Regions from separate parts of the Homo sapiens genome. Here region 2 is linked to region 1. Evidence: read pairs that join two places in POLR2A ChIA-PET (ENCODE). Cell type or tissue: GM12878. All regions are shown on one strand. Links, peaks and the distances in the headings refer to the core of each region. The heading gives the core; the rest is flanking DNA. Region 1 overlaps SHLD1 (shieldin complex subunit 1). Region 2 overlaps CHGB (chromogranin B).

What was found. Peaks named below come from ENCODE experiments on the same cell type or tissue, not always from the same donor. Only the 100,000 strongest peaks of a DNase experiment are listed, where the experiment ranks them.
Region 2: POLR2A ChIA-PET joins it to region 1 with 10 read pairs; 7 of 35 experiments call an interaction of 5 or more read pairs at or near these places.

What each region holds. Positions count from the first base shown.
Region 1 is chr20:5,776,359-5,784,358 of GRCh38, reverse strand. The region is part of intron 2 of SHLD1 (shieldin complex subunit 1); the gene reads right to left. Among named protein-coding and RNA genes, the nearest start is that of SHLD1, 30 kb to the right of the region's middle. In GM12878, for the core only: no CTCF peak of the experiment used is centred there; no DNase peak of the experiment used is centred there; H3K27ac peaks cover 497 bases.
Region 2 is chr20:5,912,763-5,930,094 of GRCh38, reverse strand. CHGB (chromogranin B) reads right to left here. Exons shown (of 5, transcript NM_001819.3): 2 at 13,723-13,769; 3 at 13,176-13,269; 4 at 5,995-7,760; 5 at 4,742-5,123. The coding sequence ends at 5,046. It also overlaps the pseudogene KANK1P1. Among named protein-coding and RNA genes, the nearest start is that of CHGB, 9.9 kb to the right of the region's middle. RefSeq lists an enhancer at 5,086-6,285. In GM12878, for the core only: no CTCF peak of the experiment used is centred there; no DNase peak of the experiment used is centred there.

The DNA of each region.
Region 1 (8,000 bases), core at 1-8,000:
TTATAGAGAACTATACTTTTTTAGTTTTAAAGAAGGGATAGAGAAGTTACAGTTAGTCTGCACAGAGGGTCACCCAGAAAATAGGAGTTGCCAGGTTACTACATGGCCTTGGGTGATTTTCTTCATTATCCTGGGATTCAACTTCCCCATGTGGAAAATGAGAGGATTAGCTGGGCTCTGTGGTTTTCTTTTTTCTTTTTTTTTTTTTTAAGACAGTCTCACTTTGTCGCCCAGGCTGGAGTGCCCGTGGCGCCATCTCGGCTCACTGCAACCTCCGCCTCCCGGGTTCAAGCAATTCTCCTGCCTCAGCCTCCTGAGTAGCTGGAATTACAGGCTCACACCACCAACCTGGCTAATTTTTGTATTTTTAGTAGAGACGGCGTTTTGCCATGTTGACCAGGCTGGTCTCAAACTCCTGGCTTCAAGTGATCCACCAGCCTCGGCCTCCCAAAGTGCTGGGATTACAGGCGTGAGCCACCGCACCCGGCCGCTTAGTGGTTTTCGAACTCCTCCTGGTTCTGGCACCCTTTCTTTGGATGAATGCCTGCCTGGATGCATAAGGTAGAGCATCCAGGGCCCCACAAGCTCATGACCCCACTCAATCTCAAACTTGTAGTTCCTAAAGAGCTGTGAGGAACCACCAGCTCGGAGACTGTAACCTTCTCTAACTCTGTGAGCCTCAGTCATATACACTTATGGTTTATCCTTCACGCCTCAGGCCATACAATTAAAATTCACTGCTGCCTTCTAACAGCAGCATGCAAAGAGCTCAAAATCCGATTCTGGAGCTGAAAATCCAGTCTAGATAGCTGAATCTGCATAACTCAATCTAGGAGGCTGGGCATGGTGGCTCTCGCCTATAATCCCAGCACTTTGGGAGGCCAAGGTAGGTGGATCAACTGAGGTCAGGGGTTTGAGACCAGCCTGGCCAACATGGTGAAACCTTGTCTCTACTAAAAATACAAAAATTAGCCGGGTGTGGTGGCGGGCTCCTGTAGTGCCAGCTACTCGGGAGGCTGAGGCAGGAGAATCCTTGAAACTGGGAGGCGGAGGTCGCAGTGAGCCGAGACCTTGCCACTGCACTCCAGCCTGGGTGATGGAGTGAGACTCTGTCTCAAAACAACAACAACAACAAAAACCCCAAATCTAGGAAGAGGCAACAAAAGCAGAGAAGCACTGCCACACAGAATACCCAAACCTTCCAAATAAAGCCCATCTACTTGGTATCTGATAAAATGTACCCAATTGTGTCCTCAGTTATTTCTCAGAGAATTGGTTCAATAACCATTGTTCCCTTCTTTCCTTTCCTCTCCATACTCTCTGTATCTCAGGTTTGGTCTAGTGACTGGGTATTAGCCACTAGGTTGGATATCACTTAATGCAACTATAAAATGTCTTTAGCATTTTATGTATATATCTAAAATATACCCTGACTCCTATTTTAAAACTACAACAACACATCAAGAATTTGACAACTAGTATATAAATTTTATTTTGAGTTTTTTTATCTAAGAGCTTATAATTCATTCCTTTTGGAAATAAAATTTTATAGAATTCCAAAGAAATATGAATTATAGAGAGGAAGACAACAAACTTTTTTTTACTCTTAAATACTAAATTCCTTGGATGAAATGCCTAAATACACAAGTTACAAAATGGGCTTTGAAGAGTGGGATGTTGACAGATTCCCAGAATAAGACTAAAGGTGCATTAAATCACTATTTACTTTAAACTTATAACTGCCTGCCAGCTATGGCCTTTAATCATCAAAGACTTATTGTGTTTAACATTCAATTTGCTGTCTACATGCAACCAATTTCCCCGACACTGCTCTTAGGCAGAAGTTCAAGTTTGAGGAAAGGGCTGATATTTCCTACATCTGTATTGTTAATGTCTAACAACGACTTCAGAGAAAACTCCTTGTCCTATATTAGAAAGTACCTTGGATGCTCTCCAGGACAAAGGTTCCAGAGGGTGCAGGTGAGATACGCCACATGAGCTACCCAGAGTTTATCAAGCTCTAGCAGTACATGTGGGACTGGGCCTTCGGGTGACCTTTGTGATCTTGCTTTTGAGAGGTTTAACCAAGATCATCTGTTTCTTAACTCCGCTCTTCCATTCTGTATACTCTGTGCTTCCCTTGAGCCAAGCAGCAAACGAGAAAGAAAACAAGTATCTAACAGACAGGGTGTTCAAGTCCAGCAGCAAGTCTGTACCTGGGACTAATTAATGGATTCAATTCAGCCATCTCTGGAGTGGACTGGAGTTGACCAGGGAGGAGGGGGCACATTCCAGAGAGGGGAACAATGCAGCTAAGACATTAACAGTTGGCTCAGCCTAAAAGCAAGCCCGACAGGACTGGCAGGCCTGTGTTAATGTGCAGTTGGACAGCAGCAGGGGCCTCTATTCAGCTCGTGTGCACCTGTACAGTCGTGCCGGTTGTTGAAATATTGCAATACTGCTGTATTGGTTATTAAATATTTTGAACAAATATTCCAGGCAGCAGATTACACAGAGTCCCGAAAACAAGGCAGAGGAGCTTTTTGATTGGAGCTGGAAGGAAAGAAGTAGTGTAAGATTGGCCGGGTGTGGTAGCTCACACCTGTAATCCGAACACTTCGGGAGGCCAAGGTGGACGGATGACTTGAGGTCAGGAGTTCAAGACCAGCCTGGCCAACATGGTGAAACCCTGTCTCTACTAAAAATACAAAAAAATAGCTGGGCAGGGTGGTGGGTGCCTGTAATCCCAGCTACTCAGGAGGCTGAGGCAGGAGAATCGCTTGAACCCAGGAGGCGGAGGTTGCAGGGAGCCGAGATTGCACCATTGCACTCCAGCCTGGACAACAGAGCGAGACTCAGTCTAAAGACAAAAGTAGTGTAATATGACATCTCAAAGGGACCTAAACAGAAGAATGTTATGGAAAAGGTGTTCCAGGAACACTCTATATTTTTCTTTCTTTAGAAAGAGGGTCTCACTCTGTCCCGCAGGCTAGAGTGCAGTGGTACAATCATAGCTCACTGTAGCCTCGAACTCCTGGGCTCAAGCAATCCTCCCACCTTGACCTCCCAAAGTGCTGGGATTATAGGCATGAGCCTCTGCACTCGCTCTCAGGAAGCCCTGTTTGGCAGTAGCAGGTCTTCTGCCATATCTCACTAGGAAGGGCTGAGGGGAGGATTTTATAATCCTGCACCTGCTTTAAGTGAAAAGTTGTTTATTTTACCATCATTTCATGAGGAGTGGCTGGGTGGGAACTTCAGGCCAGATGGACTGTGTCTTTATTAGACATATATAGCCTAGTTTTACCCATCTTTACATACTCATACTGGAATGACTAAGGCTTTTGAGGTTTTTCTAACACTCTCAGATTCTTATCAGCCCAGTAGTTTTCTGGAAAGTGCTCTTAAGTCTCATGTCCTTGCTACTAATTTGCTCCTCCAGAGTATGAACAGTGATGCGGCAGTTGGGCACATAGCAAAAGGACAGAGAAGCGTCCATCCAGTTTGGCTCCTAGGGAAGATCATTGGCATCTGAGTAAGGGCAGGCTTAGTCCAGAGGGGAATGGAGGTAGAGGCCATGTGCCTGGGAATGAGGAGCAATCCTGAGATGAAGAAGTGAGGAGGAAGGCAGGCAGCCCCTTCAAAAAGCCTGGCTGGGAAAAGCAGGGCAGGGATAGGCCCATGGTCAGGGGCAGCTGCAAGGTGAAATGGGGAATCCTTTACACAAGTTAAGCCTAAGCCTGGGCCCATGTTCTTGTAACTGGGTTTTGCAGCGGTCCTTGCTATATCCTAAATCTAAGGTCACCCTTCCTTGGCCTACTACTCTTCCAGGGGTTAGAACTGTGACACTGACTCCAACCTGGAAGCTGGGACCTTGCTACTCACTGAGAAGGCACCTGCACACTGCCTGCCACCTGCCTGGATTTCTGGGTATTCTCTCCAGCGTGCCTGTTGCTGGGCTGTGCTGTGCCACCAGAAGACTACGCCACGCCTCCACTGTGAACCCCAACCCCTTGCCAACTCTGTGTCTGGATTTTGACTGAAGAATTTGATAACAGATGATATGACTGAACTCTTACAGTCAAGCCGGGTGCACTGGCTCACACCTGTAATTCAGCACTTTGGGAGGCTGAGGTGGGCAAATCACTTGAGGCCAGGAGTTTGAGACCAGACTGGCCAACATGGCAAAACCTTGTCTCCACTAAAAATACAAAAATTAGCTGGGTGTGGTGGTGCACCCCTGTAATCCCAGCTACTAGGGAGGCTGAGGCATGAGAATCACTTGAGCCTGGGAAGCAGAGGTTGCAGTGAGCTGAGATTGCACCACTGCACTCCAGCCTGGGTGACAGAGCAAGACTCTGTCTCCAAAAAAAAAAAAAAAAAAAAAAACAGAAATTGTAAAAACTATGCCAAGTTAATGAATCCTAATGACCAAAGCTTGGCTCTATTTCACCCAGTAGCTGGGGGAGCCAGGTCCCAAGTTCACCCTTAGACCCCCCATTCAGCTGTAAGCAACCTGCCATACTCTGCCAGTTCTTGAGATAGTCAACTCTATTTTGAGCCAAGCACAAGCTACATGAAGGTAGCCAACAGTGTGTGCCTCACTGAGTAAATACCAGGATGGGCAGAGACCAATGGTGAGTCACCCTGAATGACCCTCCAACTGGAAACCTTGGCTATATTTCCCAATCCCTGGAAGATCAACTTCCTTACAACACATAACAGCAAGTAAGCAAGAGAGAACATCAAACTGGCTTGGGAACTGGAGGTGTTAAGAATCTGAGATAGAATGGTGGCCCAGTAGAGATTAGTGTAAAGGTGGGCATGTCTCTGAGCAAACAATAGATCCAGAGTCATCAGAATTAGATTAAAATGTCGGCAAGAGCCTCCTGAAGGGCCATGGGGAGAGAACCCGTAACTACAGCTACCTATGAACAAGAGGCATGGAAAAGAAAATGGACTCAACTTATAAATGAAAAACCCAGGCCCCTGGACAATTCTGAAACTTAAGGTGGAAAATGGTTAGGTCGGAGTAAACCAGGTTGGGCTGTTAGGGCAGTGACCTCCTTCAGAGTTTAAGGCTGTCACCTCAAGTTCATTGCTTGGTAACAGCAAGATTACCAGTGATAACCTCTCCTAACTGACTTTTTTTTTTTTTTTTAGACAGAGTCTCACTCTGTTGCCCAGACTAGAGTGCAGTAGTGTCATCTTGGCTCACTGCAGCCTCCACCTCCCAGGTTCAAGTGATTCTCATGCCTCAGCCTCCCAGTAGCTGGGATTACAGGTGCCCACCACCATGCCTGGCTGATTTTTGTATTTTTAGTAGAGATGAGATTTCACCATGTTGTCCAGGCTGGTCTTGAATTTCTGGCCTCAAGCGATACACCTGCTTCGCCCTCCCAAAGTGCTGGGATTACAGGCATGAGCCACTGCATCTGGCCTCCTAACTGACTTTTGTAGATAATTTCTCACAAAAGGTAGCTCTGGAATGTTTACAGAAAAATCAACAGCCTTCCATGCTGTGTAAAAGTCTCCTAGTGATGTTAAAATGAAGTTCTCTTTGTGATAGATAAACCTGAGCACGTTTATTTCTGCTTAGGGTGATCTACTAGAGATGGTGTTATTAAATAACAGAACGGCTGGGCTTCCATTTGATTCTAGTGTATTCCCTGCTCCTGTCATGGCTGAAAGATACCATTCTCACTTAGTTCTTGGGAAGCTCTGGGTGATCTGGTCCTTATTTTTTTTTTTTTTTTTGACAAGGTCTTGCTCTGTCGCCCAGGTTGGGGTGCAGTAGCACGATCATGGCTCACTGCAACCTCCACCTCCCAGGCTCAAGTGATTCTCCCACCTCAGCCTCCAGAGTAGCTGGAACCACAGGTGTGTACCACCACACCCGGCTAATTTTTAAATTTTTTTTTAGTAGAGACAGGGTTTTGCTACGTTGTCCAGGCTGGTCTCAAACTCCTGAACTCAAGGGATCCTCTCAAGCGGATCACAAGGTCAGGAGATCGAGACCATCCTGGCTAACACGGTGAAACCTCATCTCTACTAAAAATACAAAAAAAAAAAAAAAAACTAGCCAGGCATGGTGGTGGGCACCTGTAGTCCTAGCTACTTGGGAGGCTGACGCAGGAGAATGGCGTGAACCCAGGAGGCGGAGCTTGCAGTGAGCCGAGATCGCGCCACTGCACTCCAGCCTGGGCGACAGAACGAGACTCTGTCTCAAAAAAAAAAAAAAAAAAAAGAAAAAGGGATCCTCCTGCCTCAGCCTCATAATATACCAGATATGCCAGATAACAGGCATGAGCCACCACTCACAGCCCTGGTCCTTTTTAAAAACAAACCTAGTGGGTATTGTGGCAAAACATATAAAAGTACTACAGAATTGCAGAGTGCACAGCAAAATAAAAATTGTTTTAAAATGTTTAAGTTTGAATAAAATAGTATCAAAAAGTTAATATTCCTCCCTAAAACTCCTTCCACCTCTCCAAAGTGTTTGTTCTATCAAGTTAACAAAACTTGCCTAAATTTATTTGCAGCAGTTCCTTGTCTCAGTGGTATCATCCTCTTGGTCACTTCCCAGGTTAGAAAAAGCTTTCTTTTTCTTCCAATAACAATGTGATTTTAGCTGGGTGTGGTGGCTCATGCCTGTAATCCCAACACTGAGAGGTTGAGGCGGGAGGATCGCTTGGGCCCAGGAGTTCAAGACCAGCCTGGGCAACATAGTGAGATCTCATCTCTAAACAAAAAAAAAAAATAAAATTTTTTTTAATTAGCTAGGCAGGATAACACACGCCTATAGTCTTAACTACTTCAGAGGCTGAGAAGGGAAGATTGCTTGAGTCCAGGGGAACCACAATACTGCACTTCAGCCTGGGCAACAAAGCAGGATCATACCTCGAAAAAGAAAAAAAAAGTGAAACATTTCCTTTGGATTCAGTCAGCTCTGTCATTTGCTAAGTGACACTGGGAAAGTTTCCTAACTTTTCCAAGTTTGTTTCCTCACTTATTAAATGGGAATGATTTCCACTTCTCAGGTATGTGATAAGAATTAAAAGTGGTGATGTTTGGGCTGGGTGTGGTGGCTCACACCTGTAATCCCAACACTTTGGGAGGCTGAGGCAGGTGGATCACTTGAGGTCAGGAGTTCAAGACCAGCCTTGCCAACATGGTGAAACCTCATCTCTACTAAAAATATAAATATTAGCTGGGCATGGTGGTGCACGCCTGTAATCCCAGCTACTCAGGAGGCTGAGGCAGGAGAATTGCTTTAACCAGGGAGGTGGAGGTTGCAGTGAGCCGAGATTGTGCCACTGCACTCAGCCTGGGCAACAGAGTGAGACTCTGTCTTGAAAAGAAAAAAAAAAAGTGATGATGTTTGTGAAATATTTAGCATGGAGCCTGACAGTATAAAACCTGACAGGTAGTAAATGCTCAATAAATGGGAGTGATCACTATTAATGTGCCCTAAAACACTGCAGTGTGGAGTATGCAGAGAGCAATTATCACACCCAGAGCCTTCCATGGGGTAGGATGAGTAAACCAATGTGAATGCTTTTTTTTTATGCTTACTTATTTATTATTATTATTATTTTTGAGTCGGAGTCTTGCTCTGTTGCCGGGGCTGGAGTGCAATGGTGCGGTCTTGGCTCACTACAACCTCCACCTCCTGGGTTCAAGTGATTCTCCTGCCTCAGGCCCCCGAGTATCTGGGATTACAGGCGCCTGCCACCACGCCCGGCTAATTTTTGTATTTTTATTAGAGACAGGGTTTTACCATGTTGGCCAGGCTGGTCTAGAACCCCTGACCTCAGGCGATGCACCCGCCTCGGCCTCCCAAAGTGCTGGGATTACAGGCATGAGCCACTGTGCCCAGCTAGAGGTAATTAAGTTTTGAGGGTGGAAGCCTCATGATGGCATTAGTGCCCTTATAAGAGACATGAGAAAGAGGCTCTCTCTCTAGGCCATATGAGGACACAGGAAGACGGTGGCTGTCTACA
Region 2 (17,332 bases), core at 5,940-13,939, 140 kb before region 1:
CCAGGAAGAAGCAAGGAATGATCCTCCTCTACAGGCTTTGAAGGGAGCATGGCCTTGCCAGCACCTTGATTTTGGACTTCTGGCCTCCAAAACTGTAAGAGAATAAATTTCTCTTGTTTTAAGCCATCCGTTTTGTGGTGATTTGTTATGGCAGCCCCAGAAAACTAGTATGGTATGTATTTACCAACCCCCCTTGTCCACTATAAGAGCTACCTCCTCCAGCAGCCTTCCCCTCCTCACACCCCCATCACTGCCCTTTACAAACAGGCAGTCACAATCCCATGGCCAGAAAAAAAAAAAAATGCAGGCAGAGAGATAGCAAGAAACCTTCTAGAAGTGTGTGTCCAGGTTTAGAAAAATTTGCCATCAGATTTATAGCACTGATGGGCTCCCCATATGACAAAGCAGCAATGCTCCTGGAAAAGTATGTCACAGAGAGTTCATCTAAAAAGAATCTGGTTAAGTAGCACAGGCAATTCTTGACTTAGCCAAGAGGAGGAGAACCAGGTCTTCCTTGATGGATAAAAGTCCTACGTGATTTTAAGTCTTATTTTTGCCTCTGCTGGGGCTCGGCCCACACCATCCCAAAATATGACTGGAGGAGACCACAATGTGCCACCCAAAAATATACCTCTTTGGCATATTTCGAGCTGATTATTCAGAGAAACTACAGACACAGGAATGGCTCTAAAAAGCTGTCCTTTTTACAAGGAAATGTACATCTAGAAAGGAAATCTACATTAGTAAAGTATCTGTATCAGGAAGAAGGCTGCTCAGAGGTAGGGATCTCAGAAGGAAAGCTGGTCAGCAGCCAGGATGCCTTCCCCGCTCAGGAAAGGACATGGTCTCTAGTGAACCTGACAGACAACCAGATGGCCGCTGGCCTCCATATGCACAAACAATGAAAGTACACTGGAGCCCATTATGAAGAAGAAAGATGGTAACAAAGATTCAAATGGCATGAAAAAGAATCTTCAGTTTGTTGGCATTAATGGAGGTTATGCAACAACTTCAAGTGATGATTTTCACACAGATGAAAGCTCTTCTTCTGAGTCAGATGACGAGTGTGATGTCATTGAGTGTCATTGAGTAGTATCCTCTTGAAGAAGACGAGGATGAAGACACTTGGGGAATGGCCAAAGGGCACCATGCCATTAACATTGAAGGTTTCAAGTTGGCCAGGGTGGAAGATGAAATGCAGTTTCAAGAACGTGAACCTGAGAAGGTGAAAATCAGAGGGAGGTATAAATTAAGTGAAAAAATGTTGTCTGCTTGCAACTTACTGAAAAATAATATAAATGACCCCAAAGCTGTGACCAGCAAAGATATGAGGTTCTGTCTGAACACCCTCCAGCACAAGGGGTTCTGCGTGTCCAGTCAGAAGTTAGCCATTGCAGCCACCCTGGGAGACTACAGAGCTGCTTTTGAGGCTACCTCCCTGGATGCCCTCTACTAGGTCATCAACTTGGCAGATGGCAACAGCAACACAGCCCTCCATTACAGCATGTCCCACTCCAATTTTGAGATTGTGAAGCTGCTGTTGGACACCCACATGTGTAACGTGGATCACCAGAACAAGGGGCTATACCTTCATCATGCTGGCGGCCCTCGCAGCTGCGGAAGCAGAGGACATGCAGGTTGGGGAAGAACTCTGGCTGAAAGGTGAGCCTCAAAGCCAGTCAGCTGGGGCAGATGGCCCTCATGCTGCAGTCAGTTACTGTGCAGATCGGCATGGTGTATGGTCTGCCGGCCTGTGGGGCTCAGGTCAACCTCCAGGACGACAAGGGCTCCATGGTCCTCATTGTGCCAGCAAGCACGGGCACATGGAGATCATCAAGCTGCTGCTGGCCCAGCTGGGCTGCAACGTCCACCTGCAGGACAATGATGGCAGCACCATGCTCTCGATCGCCCTGGAAGTGGGGCACAAGGGCATCACTGTTCTTCTGTATGCCCACATCAGCTTTGCAAAAGCTCAGTCTCCGGGCACCCCTAGGCTTGGAATGAAGCCACAGAGTTTCATTTGATTGATTGTATGCAAATAGCCCTCCATTTTAATGCCACCATTAAGCTGCCAACTGTGCCTGTTGGAATGACAGACACTGAATGTATATGCATTGTGCCTGAGCTCACCAGCAAACAGAAGCATAAAGCCCAGGGCTAAAGACTGAAGCTTTCACAGTGCAGAGACTGCCAGCCTGGGCACACATGCCTCCTTTCTGGCCATCTTCTGTCTGCGTACGGTGCACTTTAACCTACTCTGTGTTGCTGTTGAGTCTCTGCTCTGTTATGTACAGCCATAGGGAATTGTGACCTGACCTGACCTGAATGGGCACCTTCTATTCCGTCTCTCCACTCCCAGACCACCACCACAGAGAAGTGTCAGGTTCTCATTGGCATCACGTTTTAAAATTTTTCCACAAATATTTATATTTACCAAATGTGGCACCATTAGAAAGCTCTTCCAAAATTCCATCCCAGCACAGTTTTGTTGATTTTTCTTGTATTATTTTAAAGTAAGAAAGTTGATCATCAGTAACTTCAGTCTGGGCTAGATAGAACTCTCAAAAACTATGAAACTTACAAAAGAAAATATTTTCATTTGGTTTCATCTAGGTAGATGTAAATATGACTTTTTTAAAAAAAAAGAGTATATGAAATTGGCACAGTATTTTCAACTTTTATATTTCATACTAATTAAAGACATGAAGAACTACATGTAACATTATCATATTTTTGTTAATAATTGCACAATTCTGTATCTAATGATAAAGGTTGAATTGTGTTAGAGGAATTGGCTATGTATTTGCCTCTAGAGAAATATAGTGTAGTTCTCTGTATTTATGGATTCCTTTATACTGTGTCACATTTACTTTGGTCCTACATGTATTTAAATATTTGAAGTGCCTTAGACTTTTGCCATATTTTCAAAATAAAATTTCATTAAGCTTTTAAAAAAAAAAAAAAAAGAAGGCTGCTGGATCACTTTGATTACCTGAGAGATTTTATCTGCATAACAACACAACCTTTATTTATCATACAATTCCTCCTGCTACCTTCCCATAACTGTGTCCCCCAGGAACCCCAAGCCCCCTATTCTCTTCTGTAGCTCAGGATGCTATAAAAACTTCAATCATCTGGCCCTTCTGAGTCTTCTATTGTGTGGGACTCCTGGGCCTATGCATGTAATTAAAATGTTTTTTTCTCCTGTTAATCTGCCTACGGTCAGTTTATTCCATAGACTTAATTATCCAACCTTCAGAGAGTAAAGAGAAGGTCTTACTCTCTTCTGCACCACCTTCCAGAGAATAACTCTTTACCAAAACTGTGAAAACAGTAGAAATCAACCAAGTAGAAGCCACCAAGGGTGAGGAATTAAATGACAGGTAAAAAAAGGGAGAAGGGGAATTGTCCAACTGTATTGTCCTAAGAAGCTGCAAGAATGATTACGGCAGCAGCTAACACTTCCTATGCCGTTGATATACACCAGGCACTGCTCTGTTTTGCATCAACTCTATCATCCTTGTAACAACTCAATGAGACAAATATCTTATTTCATTGATGATCTTGAGGTTCAGAGAGGAAAAGTAACTTGCCCAAAGTCAGAGCTACTTAGTAACAGAGTCAGCAGAGTAAAAGCTCTACCTTTTTTTTTCTTTTTGAGACAGGACCTTACTCTGTCACCTAGGCTGGAGTGCAGTGGCACGATCTCGGCTCAATGCAGCCTCAACTTCCAGGGCTCAAGTGATCCTCCCGCCTTGGCCTCCTGAGTAGGGAGGGACTATAGGCGCACAACACCATGCCTGGCTAATTTTTAAATTTTTTGTAGAGACGGGGTTTCGCCATGTTGCCCAGGCTGGTCTCAAACTCCTGAGCTCAAGCAAACCACCTGCCTTGGCCTCCCAAAGTGCTGAGATTACAAGTGTGAGCCACCATGCCTAGCCTCTCTCTCTCTCTCTCTCTCTCTCTCTCTCTATATATATATATATATATATGTATATATATATATATATATATATATATATATATTTTTTTTTTTTTTTTTTTTTTTTTTCTGAGAGAGTCTCGCCCTGCCACCCAGGCTGGAGTGCAATGCCTGATCTGCGCTCACTGCAACCCAAGTAGCTGGGATTACAGGTGCCCGCCACCATGCCCAGCTTTTTTTTTTTGTATCTTTATTAGAGATGGGGTTTCACCATGTTGGCCAGGCTGGTCTCAAACTCCTGACCTCGTGATCTGTCTGCCTGGGCCTCCCAAAGTGCTAGGATTACAACTGTAAGCCACCGCACCCAGCTGCCTCTATCTTCTTAAGGAGTAGAAATCAGACAAGATCTGAGGGGCCAGGGATCTGTCTTGACAATCCAGATGTTTTCACTCCCACCCCGGAATTCTTCCCATTATCCAAGCTTTCTTCTCAGCCCTGAAAAATGAACTTTGGCTGGCTACTTGTAGAGCTCTTTAGATAAAGGAATTTTTAAAGTAATATCTTATGATTGTTTTTGAAACAGGTTCTTCAAGCCCCTGTAATCTCTCTCAGCATGGGGGAGTAGATGTCTTTTTCTAATCTATTTCTCTTTATATCCTGCACATTACTTCAAAAGGTTTGCTTTTTTATTCTATTATGCATCCAAAACCCAACAAATCCTAGGGCCATCTTTTGCAATTTACTTCAAAGAATAGATTTGAAAAGTCACACACCTCTCTCTTTGCCCAAAAGAAGCTGAGAACAATGAAGCTTTTGGTCTCAGGTGAATCTTTTATTATTTCCAACTGAGACAAACATTTTTCCAAAGACAGTAGCACAGTCATTGTCATAAGCATGTTAATATGTCTATTTTGCAGAAAAGAATATGCTACAAGTCATGCAATTCACATTTTCAATAGCATTCTGACAGAAATTAAAGACAATTCCAATTGTGTCAAACATTTAATGAATAGTAAGTTCTACTTTCTGCCCTTGGGTAGATAAATGGTGTCTTTCAGTGAAGTGGTGAAAAACAGATCATGTGATGGCTGCTTCTTAACAGTGCCCACCGCTCCAATGACAGTCAGCCCCTTTGGCTGAATTTCTCAGCTATCTTCTGTAGTTCCAAATCCATTGCAGCCAAGTTTTCGAGTTCTTTTTTCTGGAAAATACAGAAAAGTGGAGGCATGAGGTCCCGAACCAATTTCTTTTGCTGTAGTTTGATGGAGCATGAGTGCAAAGGGGAATTTTAGGCATGTTAGAAGCTGCATTAGTCAACCTACCTCAGTAACTCTCAAAGTGTGGTCCCCTGACCAGTGGCATCAGCCAGGAACTTGTCAGAAATGCAGATATTGGGGTCTCACTTGGGACCTACTAAATGAGGAACTCTGGGGGCTAGGAATCCCTCATGATCCTAATGTACATTCAACTTTGAGAAGCACCAACCTACATAATCAATATTAGGAAAAAAAACATTGTTTGGGTAGGTTCAGCTCCAGTAGTGTTACCTCTCCCAGATACAAATTTCTGATGGCAGTAGGGCATGAAATAATAAAGATAGCAAACTAAATAGGCAAGCAAGTAAACTTCTCTATCACCTATTCTCCCTGCCTCAGGGAGAGAGTGATGAACAATAAGAGGACCAAGGGGAAGATACCAGAACAGCAGTTGTTAACGTTGGCTGAACGCTGCAATCATCTGGAAGCTTTAAAATATTCTGATGATCAGGCAGCACCCTAGGAACTAAGTAGACAGAATCTCTAACACAGTAATTTTTCACGCTCTCCAGGTGACCCCAGTGTGCAGACAAGGTTGAGAAGCAATGCAACCGAGTGAGGTGGACAAGGATGTGGACGATGGCTAGAGGTAGGTGGAAACCGACCCCCAAGGTGGCCTCCACTCCATTACTAGAGCACCATTTTCATAGTGATTAATTCCCACCAATTTCTCCCCGTGAATATCGGATAGTCTTGAACATAATGTGCTAACATTGACCAGAGTAAGTACTTTTAAACAGAAGCCCTAGACCATACCTCGTCCTCTGTCAGGACTGTCTGGTCAGCCCTGTCCTTTTCATTTTCTGCCTCCTGGTGGGTGCTCACCGGCTCCTCAGAATCATAGAAGTCTGGAAACTCAGCTGACTTCTTCCTGTAGTGAAGGAGCTGGTCCAGTTGGGCCACCCTGTCATATTGCCTTTTCAGGTCCAGCTTGGGGACCCTGGCGAGGTTTCTCTTCTCATACCCCCAGTTCACATCCTCAGAGAAGGGCTTTTTCTCCCACCAGTCATAGTTGTATTCTGGGAAGAAATTCTTCTCGTTCAAGGTCAGCTCATTTTCCTCCTCACCCTCGAGAAAATTGTCATTCATGTTGTCTCTTCTTTCAAAATGGCTGCTCTTCCACTGGAGAGGGTCGTAGTATGGGTTGAACAGTTCCCCTAATCTCTTCCTCTTTTCAGCTGTGTGATGGGAGCTATATTGTTTATCTTGAAACCTAGCTTCCTCCCTGTTTTCTTTAGTGTCCTGCAGGTCTCCCTGCTGCTGCCACTTCCCTGGGGCTCCTTCCTCACCGTAGTTGAGATAATTTCTGTCCAGCTCTTTCCACGCACCTTGTGGATGCCTCCTTGCCTTGTCCATCTGGTTTTCTTGGACACGGTGGTGTCCTTCACCCAAGAACCTTTTCTCTTCTCTGGTGTCAGACATGAAATAGGCACGTGGCTCCCCTCCCCTGCCTCTGTGATGGCGTCCCTTTCCCGGCTCAAGGCCCCTCTCTTCCTCACTTTCTTCACCATATCCATGTGCCATCTTATCAAGCTCTAAGCTGGGGTAGTTTCTCTTGTCCTCCTCATCCCAACTCTCCTCACTCTGAGGTCTTGGAGCCCTGTATTCTTCACTTCCTCTGCCCCTATAGCGCTCCCACTCCAGGTCCTCAGGGGCCTGGACGCCTGGATAACCCTTTATTTCTTCTCCATATTCAGGTTCTTCCTCTGAAGCCCTGTAGTGGGTTGAATGGTGGTCCCTCTTTTCCCCTAAACTGGCCATGCTGACGTTTGACTCCTCAGATTCCTCCTGGGGGTGTCCCTTTTCCTCAGAGGGAAGACTCCCTCCTTGAGAGGACCTGTCGGGCCTGCTCCTCCCGTGGTGGTGTCTGGGCCTCGTGCGTCGTTTGTCCACCTCAGAGGTGGCATCTTCCTCACCTTCCTCAGATTCTTCCTGGCTTCGGGGTTGGCCTTTAGACTCCTGGGGGTGATTCTCCTGGCTCCCTGTCTCCTCTCCACTCTCCTGGCTACTCTTCTCTCGGCTATGTGTCTTCTCCTGAGAATGCCCGGCAGCATGTGTTTCCGATCTGGCCACTAACTCCTCTTTTTTTATAGCTGAAGCCTGCTTTCTTTCATTGAGAAAAGCGTTTTGTGTCTCTCCTGGCTCTTCAAGGTGTTTCTCTTCACTGCTATCTTCCCCTCGCTCCCCTTTTTGATAGTTCTCTCCCTCCTCCTCCTCCTCATCCTCTCTCTGGCTCTTCTCAGAATGGCGTGTCTTCACTTCTTCAGAGACTTGGCTGTCGGAGGGATAGAGGCTCCACTGGGGCTCATCCGCTCGCTCTCGGCTGTGCCCGCCTCCCTCTGCCCATTTCTCTGTGTCTGCCTTTGTTGGGCCTTGGATGTCCTCCTCCCCTGGGGCTCCTGCCTCTCCCCTGCTGGAGGACTCGTGGGCTTCCGAGGCATCAGCTGGGTCTCTTAACAATCTTACTTCAAACTTTGTGTTTTCATTTTCAGTTGTCTCTTTGTCTTTGACGTCTTTTCTACCTATAATGAAAATGAAGAGTAGGTATAATTTCAGAATTGCTTGTGGTTCCACAAGCACCAGCCTCAGTAATCACTACAAATCCTGATGACACTGAAAATTGCTTGGATAATTATTTAAGTTAATGAAGAATATACTCAGATTCCTTTTGAAAGTAAATGCTATGAAAGCTCCTTGACTGTGTTTAAATCTGGTAATAAACTGTCTATATTTTTATGTCTTCATAATGCCCAGCCAGCTTCTCTCATTGGTACTACCAATGATCAAACTGAAATCGAGATATAGATTTATGAAATATTAGAATTTAGAGGCAGGAAACATCTTAGAATTCATCTAATCCAGTCCAACCTCTTCTTTTTGCAGACATTGAGACTCAGCATGGTATAATCCAAGACCATTCTTTCCATATTTTCTTCAAGTAGGAGTTAAAAAGTTAGCACTATGTGAATGGCTCTAACAATAATCCAGCTAGATAGTTAACTAGCCAAAATAAGAAATATCAAGATTCAAAGGAGGATTTAAACATTTGAAATTATTAGTTTATATCAGACTTTTATTATCCAATCAACTGTAGGCTCAACCTAGCAGTATGTGATATATAACTTAGTAGCTGGTGATAAGGGTGTACATTTCTTGCCTGAGAAAACTGCACATCAGTGGAAAGGGCCATTTCTTTCTTCACTCAGGTTCCATCCACCCAACATGTTCTCAGATGTTGGGGACAGACTTCAGCACAGTGAGTTATCTTTGTGTTTCCAGAGTCAGAGTACATGGTATAACTGATATTTTAATTGAATGCTGTTCTCGTCCATCTTTTCCAAATATCAATAGCTCCTTTACTAAGTCCTCCTTAACTCAAGGGCACCCCATGAAAGGAGATAGGCAGTTAGCATTGTCTCAGTTGTTAGCTGGGAGGGCTTGGATTTCAACCTATGTCACAGAGTTCAGATAAAATGCCTGAAGCCAAGGCCACTGACAGCTCTGGGTCTACACTGCAGGCACCATAAGCCCAAGTGCTGTTGAGCACTTGAAATGTGGCTGGTCCGATCTGGGACATGCTATATATGTAAGATACACATCAGACTTCTGAGAATAAAGAATAATGTAAAATAATCTCAACAATTTTTATATCATTATATGTTGAAATAATATTTTGGATGTATTGGATAATATATATTTCAAATAGATCAGATTTATAAAATTATATATCAGAAAAAAATTGGATAAAAATAAAATATATTATTGAAATTAATTTCCACCTGTCTCTTTTTACTTTTTAAATGTGGTTACTATAAAATTTGAAATTATATTTGTGGCTCACATTATATTTCTATTGGGTGGCACTGATAAGTTATTTTGAAATGATATTTGCAAAATGGAAAAAAATTATTTATTTTGTAAAAATGTCCAAGAAATAGTGGACTCTCTGTACCTCTCTGTTTAAAGTCCAGTCTGGCATGATAATAATATTCTCATGTTTATGAGGCAATGAAAATGTCCCTGGCCTTTTCCAGACATCTGAGAGAAGGCCCATCTGTCACCAGTCTCTTTGCCTCTTAAAAGCCAGTGGTGGTGTGTATAGCATTGGGGCATGGCTAGCCAGATGGGCACAGGGAAGCATGGTGGCTCTGGGCAGTGCTATTGACTAAATGTTTGTGTGATTCCAAAATGTTGAAGCCCTAATCCTCAATGTGATAGCACGTGGAGGTGGGGGCCTCTGAGAGGTAATTAGGTCATCAAGGTAGAGCACTTACAATGGGATTAGTGCCCTAAGAAAGGAGATATGAGAAAGAGATGATTTCTGTCTCCACCAGATGAGGATACAGTGACAGAAGGCAGCCATCTACAAGCCAGGAAGTGGGCCCTCATAAGACACTCTGATCTTGGACTTCCGACTGCTGTAACTGTGAAAAATAAATGTTAGTTGTTTAAGCCATCCAATCTATGGTATTTGATATAGCAGCCCAAGCTGACTAAGACAGACAGATACTGATGTCATTCTGAGAGTTGGTTGAAATAGAGCTGATCAGACAAGATCTCAGCCTCCAGGGGCCGAGTCACTGTGGTCCCTTTCCTACTGCCTACTGGTTTGTGAGTCTTAAGTGTCAGGAACAGAAGTATTTTTATTTTTTCCCAATTAAATATGTACTGCCTGAGCAGCATGTGCCTGAGGCTTAGCTCTTCCTACTAAATTTAGCTTTAAGCCCCGCAGGTGGGCCTGGAAGAGGCTGTGATAGCAGCACACACTCACTGTCAAGCTGTAAAATCAAGCTGTGAAGCTCACACTTACTTTCAAGCGAAAACAGGGAAATGCATCTGTCATGCTGTAAGGATGACCAGATCAACCCTAGTCAAAGAGATTCTTGTACCTGTGAAGAAATTAGACTACGTCTTCCCTGAGGTCTCTCAAATCCATAAAACAATGATTCTGTCCTACTCCCCAAATACTCATTTGCTCAGTGAGTATATGCTGACTCTGAGACATGCAAGTAGGAGTGGGAGTGGAGATGGGCGTGGGGTGGAACAGAGGCTGTATAAAGGCATTCATCCAACCAGTTGGGCAAAAGCTCCACCAGTCTTCTGATCAGTTTACGACATGCCAACAAGAGAGAGAGAACTAGAATAGGATAAAAGTTGCAAACTGGTGCATCAGAGGTAAATTCTGTTTGACCTAAACAGCAGTTTTAGTACATCTGAATTCAGAGGCGATATGAAAATACCAGGAGATGTCTTTTAAAAATCAAAATTTTAACTTCTTTTGAAAAATCCCAAGATTTGACAACATAGTCTGTATTTCTCCATAACGGGTTTAGAGCTGAGAATTACCTGCTCCCTCTCAGAAAAGGCATGTGCCCTCCAGTCTGTGAGTCACTTCCTGTCCTGCCTTACTCTTTTGTGTTATTTGTCTGTCTAGCTCTGCCTGGTGTTTAAGGCTCAACCACAGAAGAGCTCTTAAACCTTCGCCATCTCAGCATTCTGTCACTCTCTGGGTATAACATCTCCAGGATCCTTAGATACATTTGATTTTTCCCAGTTTCCCTACGTCTCTCTCAACAGACACCAAAAGACCTCAGGGCATAATCAGGGCTGGAGCAGAGGCTAGAGTTACTATGCCATAATCTAAGGGCTAAGATCTTGGCAGGCAGGCATAGGCAACTTTTCCTAAGCAACTGTGGTTCTTTAGTGAGCTGATGGGACAGGCCCCTCACTTTTGCATTGGTCTAGTAAACAAAGAAAGGGAAAGGGAGATACCAAGATGGGTTTGCCAAAAGGAGCAGCCTTTACTCTCTGCCTAGTGACCCACTCTGCTCTTACTCACTTCCTGTAACTGCTGGAAAAAAGAAGTTGGAAAGAAACTCAGAAAGAGGTATGTGGGCTGGGAGTGGTAGGAAAGCTTCCATCCACTGTTTCTAGGGTCCCTAAAGGCTCAGGCCCCCACAGCTACCATTGTTACCTGAAGCCCCCAAAGATTGAATTAATTCAGGTTGCTCTTTTTTTTTTTTTTTTTTTTTTTTTTTTTTTTTTTAGACAGAGACTCGCTCTGTCACTGAGGCTGGAATGCCGTGGGGCAATCTCGGCTTACTGCAACCTCCACCTCCTGGGCTCAAGCGATTCTCCTGCCTCAGCCTCCTGAGTAGCTGGGACTACAGGCGTGTGTCACCACGCCCGGCTAATTTTTTGTATTTTTAGTAGAGATGGGGTTTCACTGTGTTAGACAGGATGGTCTTGATCTCCTGACCTTGTGATCCGCCCGCCTCAGCCTCCCAAAGTGCTGGGATTACAGGTGTGAGCCACTGCGCCTGGCCTCAGGTTACTCTTTTGGCCAATCACTATTTGCTTTTTACCATTTCATGCATGAGGGCTCATGTATAGCTATAGCAAGAGAGTCTTGTCTGGCAGCGAGAGGTGTTTATTTGGTGTTTTTTTTGTTTTTGTTTTTGTTTTTGATGGAGCCTCACTCTGCCACCCAGGCTGTATCCAGGCTGGAGTGGAATGCCACGATCTCAGTTCACTGCAACCTCTGCTTCCCAGGTTCTAGCGATTCTCCTGCCTCAGCCTCCCAAGTAGCTGGGATTACAGGCGCCCGCCACCACACCCAACTAGTTGTTGTATTTTTAGTAGAGATGGGGTTTCACCATATTGGCCAGGCTGGTGGCAATGAGAGTTTTTTTTTTTTTTTTTTTTTTTAGATGGAGTCTTACTCTTGTTGCCCAGGCTGGAGTTCAATGGAGTTCAATCTTGGCTCACTGCAGTCTCTGCCTCCCAAGTTCAAGCAATTCTCCTGTCTCGGCCTCCTGAGTAGTGGGATTACAGGTGCCTGCCACCATGCCTGGCTAATTTTTTTTTTTTTTTTTTGTATTTTTAGTAGAGACAGGGTTTCACCATGTTGGCCAGGCTGGTCTCAAACTGCTGACCTCAGGTGATCCACCTGCCTCGGCCTCCCAAAGTGCTGGGATTACAGGTGTGAGCCACTATGCCCACCTGAAAGATTTTTAAAGGTGAAAAAATAAGATAAAATCTACTGTTCCCAGCCTGACTAAAAGTTTAAAAGCAGAGGACAGTGTTGAAGAGGGCAGTGTTTTCTGGATTTGTTTGAATCAGTGTGGCTTCATGCATAACAGAGACTGCATAGTTTTGTAAAATTGACCTCATAATGTCAATTTCCAATGGGTACTGCTTATATTACTGTTCAAATTTTATTTTCAGCAGAAATGGTTTCATATTGAGAACACTTCACAGGCTGGACTCAGAAAGCCATTAGTCTGCCTCACTGGAATGCACTGCCTCTACCTGAAACCCTTCCAGTTCTCAGGCCTGGAACTCCTGGTACCATTTGGTGGCACCTTCTATTCTAGTAAGCTATACATTAAAATATCTTAGCTAATTTGTTGTGTAAATAGGCCAGAATTTTAAGTCACCTTTCTAAGTTTCTTGCTTCTCAGCTTCCTGATTCTCACTGTCAGAAGAGCAAAAGGCAAAGAGAAGAATGATTTTTAAATCTCCCTCTGTCATTGTCCAACACTTCCATAACCCCCCTCCTCATCTAATCACAAACCAGCATTTCCCAAACCCCCTCCACCCAAAGGAAGTCCGGTTCTAAAAATCCAAAGTATGGAACTAAGGAATTTAAGAACGGATAGACATCTGAAAGACTATCACTGAGTTCAACTCCTTCATTTTACTTTGAGGAAAAGAGAGGCAAACTGTCTTTCCTATAGTCACACAGCTGCGAAGTGGTAAAGCAGGAACTAGGAGTCATATCTTCTGTCTCCCAGATACTGGCCTAGTCAATCAATACTCTTCCTAGTGCATTATGCCCCCAGGTCATTTGTAGATAAAGTAGAAGGTGATGTGGAGGGAGTAGGAACAAGGATCACTGCAGTGACCAAGATCTGCCTGCCGTGTGGGACACTTACTCGTCTTCAGGACTTGGCGGCACTCAGGGGTGATGGGTGGAGCGCTGGACTTCGACAAGGCATTTGAGAGGACCTCAATGATGCAGCGAGTCACCTGGGGGGAAACCCGAAAGCAGGTTGGAGAAGCTGGTATCACTGGATGACAGACTACTCAACCCAGAGCTGCTGTCAAGGAAGACTTGATTACGTGACCTGGGCTGATGCAGTATTCTTAGGGCGGAGATACAGATTTACAGGAACAGAATGAAATCTTCCAAACTTCTACACAGAATAATGCAAGAAGGCACTGAGTTGGGATTATCTGGAGAAGGGAAATAAACACCCATTTCTGAACCAATGGCACAGCTATCCTCAGGGGTGCTAAACCATCCTGACAGGACATAGGAGCTCAGTGCAGGAGGGGCATCCCTTGCTCACATTCTGTCAGCAATGAAAACCTGGCTTTGTAAGATTATGTCATGCGTGTGTTTGGTTTGGTATAATAGGGACTGGGAGAATCTAGAGTCTAGACACAAGTCTAGATTCTAAGATTGACATTGCAACTTACCATTCCTTCATTGTGGTTCCTGTTATCCACTGGCATGGAATTGACAGCTTTGAAGGAGAAAAAGAATGGAAAATGACTTGAGTTGGTTTTTGAAAGCTGTGTGACCCCAACTGACAAAATCACCCCACATTAGTTGTTGTTTTTCCCCTGGCAATGTCTTAAATATATTTGGAAACAAATGCTATTTTAGATCCGGTATAAATCAAATCTAGACCACAGACAAGGAGGGGACTTCTGGGGAACCAGAAATGTCCCATTTTTTAATCTCAGTGCTGGTTACACAGGTGTGCGTATTAAGCTGTATACTCATGATCTGTTCCATTTTCTATATATTTTATTTCAATTAAAAGTTTAAGCTAGGGCTGGGTGCGGTGGCTCATGCTTGTAATCCCAGCACTTTGGGAGGCCAAGGCTGGTGGATCACAAGGTCAGGAGATCGAGACCAACCTGGCTAACATGACAAAACCCTGTCTCTACTAAAACTACAAAAAATTAGCCAGGCGTGGTGGCACGCGCCAGCTACCTGGGAGGCTGAGGCAGGAGAATTGCTTGAACCCAGGAGGCGGAGGTTGCAGTGAGCCATGATCGTGCCACTGTACTCCAGCCTGGGTGACAGGGCCAGACTCCGTCTCAAAAAAAAAAAAGTTTAAACCAAACTAAGTCTAATAAAACAAGAATGCCCTCCTTGGTCCTTCTCTGCCTACCCCAAATAGGTAAAGATCTGTGGCTCTCTCTCCGTATCTCTGTTTCCAAAAATATATCCTCCCAAAACTTACTTCCTTGACAAAAACATGGTTATGGATGTCTTCCATAATTAATTACCTCATTTTTCACCCGCAAGGCCTTTGCCTGAACAAGCTCGTTTATGCATCCGTATCAACATTGTGTTTCTCTTTCTCCACACTGTTTGCAACCATGTAAAGAACATGGCAGATATCTAACCCTCCTAGTACAGCATCAAGTCCATAATATTTTATGCAAATTGGTGTTTAACCATTGGTTTATAAGAATATTTTAAAAGAAAAATTTTAATTTATTTCAATAAAATTTCATGGGATTCCGCCTATCTTAAAACAGTGTTTGAAGTTGCTTTGTCTTCTTCAAAAATGCTTCAGGTAATTTTAATTTTTCAGTGCCATTTTTTTTCTGTCTCAAAGCTGCTTTGATTCTTTTTTCACTTTGACTTTGTTCTAAGCCCTTTCTATTAGAACAGCCCAAAGCATTTACATGTAAGTCCATCTCTACAGTTCTCCTGGCATTCCTGTAGCAGGCAACTGAGCAGGAGACGCTAGTGCAGAAAATTCTTCTAAGTCCCTGAGAAGAGAGTAGAGCTAGCTGGGGCAAGTTCTCAGACATCAGACATGAAAGCTATTCAAATGCAGCAACCTGACCTTTCCTTGCAAAATGCTTTGCTCTAAGCCTCTTTAAACATTCCCCACCCCCTATCAATTACATATCATGGGGCTCAACCTGGAAATAAAACACCTATTCATTTACTTACTTTACCAAATTTTTCTTTTCAAAGCATGATCTGGGATCACTTCAACTGTTTCAAGAAGCCCAAAGTTATGCTATGAAGACCCCAAGTTCCTCCTGAAATGCTTATCAGGCAAGATCCAGTTGGCCCACTTTTGGTACCCAAGGTCCAATATACTCAACTGTTCTTTCATCCTCCAAATGGCTACTTGAGAACACACCCATTTCAGCACTTTCTCTTTCCGCTGGAAATCTGTAATATCTTCTGCAAATAAATGACTGCGAGAGAATAACTCCCCTAATAAATCAGATGACTTTTAAAAAATGCAGCTTTACTAAGCCTTCTTGATAATGCAGTTTCTTGCTAATACTTTCCCTTTTTTTTTACAAATGTAAAATAGATGTTTTTATTAACTACTGGTATTGCTGAAGTATTAATAGTTACCAGATTTGGGGGCAGAGAAAGATTTTTCTTTTATTACTCTAGACAACTTGTAGCTTAGGTTTGTATTTATGAAACCGTTGTTTCTCTGACTGAGGCTCTTCAGATCTCTTTTTGATGGAAAAAAAAACTAGGGTCTGCTTTTGAACATACATTATACATCTTGGTGAGACATCTAGGTGCTTCTGTATTTTTCCGGTAAAATTTGTGACAACAAGGTAATAGCCAAAGGCATGTTGTCATCCTTAAAGTAGTTCAACTTACTTTTGCATACAGTAAGATTCAGGTGGCACAACAGAAAATCTAATGCTCTCTGTAGGTATATACGAAAAAAAAAGAAAACCTACTGCTCGTGTTAAAAGTAAAGCAATCAAATGGTAGAAAAATTATCAAATAATCTGGTAAATCTGAGAGCAACTTCTGATGTATTAATATCTAATACTGTTAAGGTTTGATACTGGATTGAAAATATAACTGTAAAATAAGTTAAATAAGCTCTTCTGAATTTAGAAACCATTTTCCCGGCCGGGTGCAGTGGCTCATGCCTGTAATCTCAACACTTTGGGAGTCCGAGGCTGGCGGATTACCTGAGGTCAGGAGTTCGAGACCAGCCTGGCCAACATAGTGAAACCTCATCTCTACTAAATATACAAAAAAATTAGCTGGGCGTGGTGACACACACCTGTAATCCCAGCTACTCGGGAGGCTGAAGCAAGACAATTGCTTGAGCCCGGGAGATGGAGGTTGCAGTGAGCTGAGATTGCACCACCGCACTCCAGCCTGGCCAACAGAGCAAGACTCTGTCTCAAAAAAAAAAAAAAAAAAAGAAAAGAAAAGAAAAGAAAAAGAAAGATAAAGAAACCATTTTACCTAGAATAATATGGATATCATTTTACTACTTCCCTTATATTAATTTTTAGAGTGCACAATAGCTTCCATAGAAGGTTGTGCATATCTTTCAGAAGTTCTTAAGGATAAGTGAATGAGCTAGATGGTTTCTTGAGGCTTCCCCCAGCCCTGTAATTTTGCAAATTACCAGCTCTACTTGAAGTCTAACATGTCTCATTGCCAGAGGCTGTGGGGAGGTGGGAATGGAGAGGTGCTTGCTAATGGGTTTGTGGTATCTTTCTGGGGTGATGAAAATGTTCTGAAATTTGATAGTGGTAATAGTTGCACAATCTGCGAATATACCAAAAACCACTGAACTATATAATTTAAAAGCGTGGATTATATGATATACAAATTAAGCTCAATTTTTAAAAAGATTATGTCTTCATTTTAGCTGCTATTAAAATATAAACTTTTATTTAAAATATTCTGTTACATAAGAGATCTGTAAGTATTGTACCACAATAGTTAAATCATTCCCACAAATGTCACTGTTTTTGTGGTCTACAGCCTCCTAAGCAAAGCAATTCTTTTCTGAAAGTATTTTGACCAGAAATAATTATAAATATTCATTTGATTTTCTTTAATGAAATTGAGAACATTTATTGACAATTTGTGAGAATGACAAGAATTTTAGCAAATTCTGAATGTATATAGCTTACAATAAAATTAATTACGACTGGCTTTCATTTTGTTTCTACCTTTTGGATCTAGTAATTGCTGCCAATAAAAGCTTCATATTCATGGATGGCAGTATCTCAATTCTAGGTAGGAGTCTCAATCTCAGATATGGACAATTTTCTA